2 separate regions of the Mus musculus genome follow, and region 2 is linked to region 1. A link is a loop called in an ENCODE intact Hi-C map of the cell type or tissue named here. Cell type or tissue: heart. All regions are shown on one strand. Links, peaks and the distances in the headings refer to the core of each region. The heading gives the core; the rest is flanking DNA.

Region 1 (2,908 bases), core at 290-2,789:
GTGCACAGACCTCCCCAGTGACACAAGTACCCCTTTTTCCACCTGGTCCCCCTAATAAACAAACCAGTTCTCTGTCCTGAGTGTTTTCTTTTCCATACTGCACCGCTCCCACCCACGCCTGGGTAAGCTTTCCTCTCTCCAGTCCAGCTCGGTGTTCATTGGGCCCGGCTACCCTGCCCCGAGGGAGAAGTGGACGCTGGGTGCCACATGACTGCTTAGCATCCAACTCAGCTCTTCATGCTTGCCAGGGATTGGACTTGGATTATATGCAAAGGAGAGTGCCGCTATCCCAGTAAAACTTCACTGAATACACGTGGCAGGGTACATAGTACCAGAGCGGCCAGAATACAGAAGGCTGGCAGCAGCGAGTCCTCGGGCAGCGCAGGCAGCAGGAACTCTCACTTGGCACTTGTGTGGATACGTGATCATGCAGTCATATAGAAAGACGGCCATGGTTCTTATAAGGCAGAGCATGTTGTTCTCTGTGACCCGGCAAGGCAGCCCTTAGGAGGAGCTGAAACCTCTGCTCTCAAGAAGTCCCGTGTTCACGTAGCTTTAAGTCACCAAGGCACTCCTGCTGGCAGGAAGTGAATACGTAGACCACGGTGCGTTCCGAGGATAGAACACTATTCAGCTTCGGAAATGAAGAAAGGAGGGAGGGCATTTTCAAGCTATGAGAAGACAAAGGAAACGTAACACAGTTGCTGACTGAAGTCAATTCAGAAAAGACAATGTGGTGTGTGACTCTGACTGTGACACTGTGGGAAAGACGGAGAAAGGTGGTGAGGTGATAGGGAGGGGTGATTAGGCAGAGCACAGAGCACGGGGGTTGGGGTGGGGGAGAGGCAGAGGCACGACTCTGGAATGTAACCGCAGACACATGCCCTAGACTATAAGGCACGAAATACCAAAAGTAAGCCTCTTAGGGTTTGAGTTTGAGAGGTTCCCCACCCCACCCCCGTTATCATTTGAATGCTTGCCTTGGTGTGGGAGGCTCTGCAGCCATGAGGGTTGGGGCCTAGCTGGTGGGAGTAGGTGACAATAGGTGGCCCTTTAGAAGGTTGCCCAGGTCCCAGGTTCCATAGGCCCTGTTTCCTGGCCCCTGGTGCTGTGAAGCGCCTCCTCCACACTCCTGCTTACTCGCCTTCCACACATGACGAATGACATGTTTTGAAAGCGTGAGTCCATGAGGGAGATGGGGAGGCAGCTTAATCAGCAAAGTGTCCGCCTTACAAACGTGAGGACATCATTTTGATCCCAAGACTATGTAAAATGTGAAAATGCCAGGCATAGGGACATGCGCTTAAAATTTCAGCGCTGGCGAGACTAGAGTGGCTGAGAGGAAAGCTCAGGTCATCCAGAGCCACGCTGCTGTGGAGCCCTTTCTCTGGGCAGAGCACCAGTGGTCCCTTGTGGAGCTGTGAGGTCCTTAGGCCTGCGCAGGAGGTTATCTTCCTAGGGATTGGAAGAACGATGACGTCATCCCTGCAAGGGGAAAGGGCTGGGGTTTCAGCACAAAGGGGCCTCTGAAACTTTCCAGAAAACTGAGTTATGACGCCCAGGTCTCCGCATGGAGGAATTGTCTCAAACCACACCTGGGGAAGGTATATCCCTTTCTGTACAGTAGGTGCTATCTCCTAAGCACCGTGGGTTCATGAGAATGTCAGTCCCACAACAGGGGCTAAAGACTCTTAGAATCTCAGAATCACCTCAGTCCTTAGCAACAGCTCAGGGCTCTGTGCTTAGAGAAATATCCTCGAAATTGCCACCAGGGGGCAGCCGCATCCAGACGTCCCTAATGCACCTGTAAAAATCCAGTATTTCTGGAAATCTGTGCGATTCGAGGCCACTACGTTCCCGGCCTCAATTAGACATGGGGACTTCTGCTCTTGCAGTGACAGCTGCTCTGCCTGTGTCCCTTTCACATTGAGACCTATTTTATGCATCCAGTGGCGGCACACACAAGAAGGAACCGACCCTGCCGGTCCACACGGAGCATGCGCGCATTCCCTGGGTCGTCATGCCCTCCGGGCTTTTGCTTATCTCCTTTAGCCTGACTTAGTATTTTTGTCGCAAGATAGGCCACCTGGCCTGTAGTTTCAGATGACGGGAATCTGACCATTTTTTCAGGCTGTCAGCTGCTTGCTGACACTCGTTCAGACTGTTGAATTACAAAAGTGTCGTGAGGGGACCCACGTCCAGGTTCAAGGGGAAAGTTAAGTCGTTTCCAGGAAAATGGATACAGCTGGAAGTACTTGTGTTTAGTGACTCAAATCAGCCTCAGAAACACAAATACTGTAGGTTCTCTCACTTGTGGTTCCTAGATTCTAGAGAGATATGGGTGTGTGCTTGAAGCAAACTGCAAAGCTGTCTGGGGACCAGAGGGGAGGGAAAAGCAGGGCATGGGGGGGGGGAGGTGCGGAGTCACACAAAGTTGTGTGAACAAGTCCTTGGGAGTCAGTATCGTGTACAGTGAACATCCACCACTCAAATATTATTCAAAGGGGCAAAGTGACAAAAGCATTCTTTTCATTTGCAACCTACCTCTTTGTGGCTTCATCTACTTTTTGTTTTTCTCTAGTTTTTCTATTTTATTATTTTTATAGTAAATTATTTAGTTTTATCATATTCTTTCCCATCCCCCAATATCTCCTAGATTCACTCCCTACCCAACTAACTTTATGCTTTCTCTCTCTCAAAAAAAAGAGAAAAGAAAAAGAACCCTCCCAAATTCCAATCAGACAAAACAAAAAAAATCAAAAACTGCGAGCACACACACAAACACACACACACCACACATACACATACATACACCACACACACACCACACAGACACATACCACACACACACACACCATGCATACACACACACTATACCACATACTCTCTTACACACACAAACGCACCA
Region 2 (2,908 bases), core at 200-2,699, 58 kb after region 1:
AATTTGGCCTGAAAAATAATAAAAGGGTTTAAAATTCAGTGTGTCCTCAGTCACTGTCCTTGATGAAGAAGTGAGTGATCGGTCACTTCAGGGACGCTGAATGTCTGTGTTAGAGAGCAGTCTGCCCTGCTAAGGAAAGGGCTTCGCTGTCTGTCATGAGGCCTTGCACACAGACAGACACACGAGCCTCATTTAGACTCACTCAGATGAGCTTATAAGGAGGATGGAAGGCAGGATTCAGTGTACCACAGTCATCTAACCAGGAGAGCAACTAACTTTTCTGCACCTCAGCTAAGATTCTCAGTCACCTGGTAACCCCCACCCCAAGTTTCTGACGTGGGACAAGACTTCCCAAGGAGGTAGTCAGGGTGTTTGTTATCCTAAGCCTAATATCCCATGACTTCCACCCACTAGCCAACTTCATCCAGAGTGGAGACTGCGTCCTTCCAGGATTTCTTAAGGTCCCAAGGCCCTGCGGCAGACTTGAAGGGGGGGAGAGAGGAAGAGCTTTTAGATAAACTGAAGAACAAGGAACAATGGCCTTACAGGGAGCTCTCCGGAACTGCAGGGTGGGTTTATCTCAGTCTGTTACTTTTTAACTCTCTGAAGAAAGAATACTGGTTTAAGATTGAACACGGTGCAAATGGGCCCTCTGCCCAGCTGTGGCTTTCATGCAGGTGGATCGGCTCACCCTGGTGTTGTAAGGGCTGCTGAGAATTATGAAATATCATGAGCTCTTAGCATGGAAAGCCCAGATTCGGGGATTACAAGCTTGGCTCTTGGCTTCTGGAAAAACCTCATCAGCCTCCTGGAAAAGGCTGGGGAGCCCCACCCTCTCCTGCAACAGTGAGTGGGGAGGGGAGAAGAGGGGCTGCACCTCCTGGGGACTCTGGGAAGATTCTGTGAGCTTTTCCATGCCAGGTGCTTTCTGAGTTCCTCTCTAAACACCCTGGACCATTTGTGGGAACTTCTGAAAGGAGGGGAGTTGAGAAGGCGGCTGGCAGAGATCCTGCATCCTGAGAGGTGTTCTCAGCACAGAACACCTGAGGCACAAGAGGGTACACTGTTCACAGCCTGTCCTGGAAACGAACGGAGGGAAGTGGAGAAGGGAGCAGGGGTGGGGGTGGGGGTGGGATGGGGTTCCTGAGTCAGCCATCTTTGGGAATAAAGGCCTAATAATGGCCTACACATGAGCCCTCTCCTCTCTGAGGTAGGAGGCAGAGGAAGGAGCCTGCAGGTCTCCCCACCTTGCTCTCAGTACTTCCCCTGCTTTTCTTCATCCTGGGAGCACTTCTGTGTCCCCACTAGGGGCTCTGCAGAGGTGGGTGTGGAGAACGCAGGGCTGACCTGGATGTCGCTGGCTGGGCCATGTCTCTTTTCCATCTCTCTTGGGCACTGGGTGAGTTTCTGGCTTAAGGGCTTCTTGGTAAAGCTGAGATTACACATGACCTCATCAATAGGCACTGTGACTAACTGTGTAGTTTTGAAGTTATGATTCAGAATTTGGGAGAGATGACTTTGGTGAATATTTTTAGAATGCAAGTCAGGGCTCAGAGCCAAAGCACCAGAGAACACACACTCTTACCTAATCCACACCGCCACACACTCATGAAATAATCTTATTTGTTCTAATAGTAGGTAACCAGCAGTGACAGTCGTATCGTATCTCTACGTAATTAAGGAACAATTGAATGGCTTCACTTACCAGGCTAAAAACACTCAGCATACCAAGTCTGTAGTTTGTCTATGAATACAGTGTATTCTACCATCAAGTTCAAGAACTACTGTCCCAGTTTCTCAAACATCATACACAATTAGCTAACAATAATCAAACCTTCTACAGGACCTAATATGTCTTAAATATAAAGCATAGCACACAAACACCATCCCCACTAAAACCCAGAACATATTCAGTATCCATTCATCTATGATTCTTATTAAAGATCAGTTAGATGGCTTGGTAGCACCCGATGGGGAACCTCTCACGTTACATGGTGATTAACGTGATAATCACTTGGGTGAGAGCCGCTCGCTCACCCTATACTGAGTTCTAATATTTACTTTGTCTCCATTTTTTTCTCTACTCAGAAAGACCTGGAAGCTGGAGGCAGACCCTTGCCATTACTGTACACAGGCGATCCATTCACAGTATTCATTTCCCACGAGGGACTCCAGGCGCAAGAGCTGGAAGGAGCTTCCCTCCGGAATTCACAGAGCTCGGTATGGCCACACACAATGTCCGCACCTCCCGCGCAAGGAACCTGGGAGCATTCAAAGTCGCTCTCCCCAGATCCAATCCCAGTTAATTCTTGAGGCAACAGCTTCTGATTTTCAAGGCTATAAATACTCTGGGGCTTACTTGATAAACCCCCAGGGGAGAGCCACCCACCCCTGAGTATTTCGGCTAATTGTGATTAGCCTCGTGCTTGGAAAATGCTCAGAAATCACAGTTTGTCAGAAGGCTTACCCTGGTCTCACTTTCGCTGAAGACATCATCGTTTGCCACACAAGCAATCAGGGAGCTAAAATTGTAGCTAAAGTCCCTAAAATGCATTCTGCTTTTTCACGGGGCAGACGCTTAACGAACGACTCGCTCTCTCAGTCAAGCCCAAGCTGGAGGTTCCTTTGCAAGAGAACGAGCGAGACCACGGGTCCTTTCTCCAGCCGCAGCTTAAAAAGCTCCGCGGAGAGCCAGCCCCCTGGGGGCGGGGAGGGCTTGGCTTCCAGAGCGTCCTGTTTAGACAGCAAATTCCTGAGTCAGGTCCCGCATGCCCTCGGGCAGACGGGGACAGAGTGTAAATTTCTACTGGAAAGAGGTGACGTCAACACCTTAGTCATTTTCCCTATGCTAATTACCTCTGCTCGGGAGGGTGGAAAAGGCGCTAAGGTTTGCTGAGCCTGGAAGCTT

Evidence for each region. Hi-C counts contacts between places; a loop is a spot of excess contacts. Peaks named below come from ENCODE experiments on the same cell type or tissue, not always from the same donor. Only the 100,000 strongest peaks of a DNase experiment are listed, where the experiment ranks them.
Region 2: it touches region 1 in a loop (3.0-fold over the local background); 9 of 42 quality-filtered maps call a loop at or near these places.

What each region holds. Positions count from the first base shown.
Region 1 is chr16:92,339,367-92,342,274 of GRCm38, forward strand. No RefSeq gene overlaps it. Among named protein-coding and RNA genes, the nearest start is that of Smim34, 7.6 kb to the left of the region's middle. RefSeq lists enhancers at 1,134-2,651, 1,168-2,649. In heart, for the core only: a CTCF peak has its summit at 1,788 (motif pointing right); a DNase peak (open chromatin) is centred at 1,905; H3K4me3 peaks cover 869 bases; H3K27ac peaks cover 2,268 bases.
Region 2 is chr16:92,397,429-92,400,336 of GRCm38, forward strand. It overlaps Rcan1 (regulator of calcineurin 1), which reads right to left. Exons shown (of 4, transcript NM_001081549.2): 2 at 1-8. Among named protein-coding and RNA genes, the nearest start is that of Gm29805, 16 kb to the left of the region's middle. In heart, for the core only: a CTCF peak has its summit at 1,294; a DNase peak (open chromatin) is centred at 553; H3K4me3 peaks cover 2,500 bases; H3K27ac peaks cover 2,500 bases.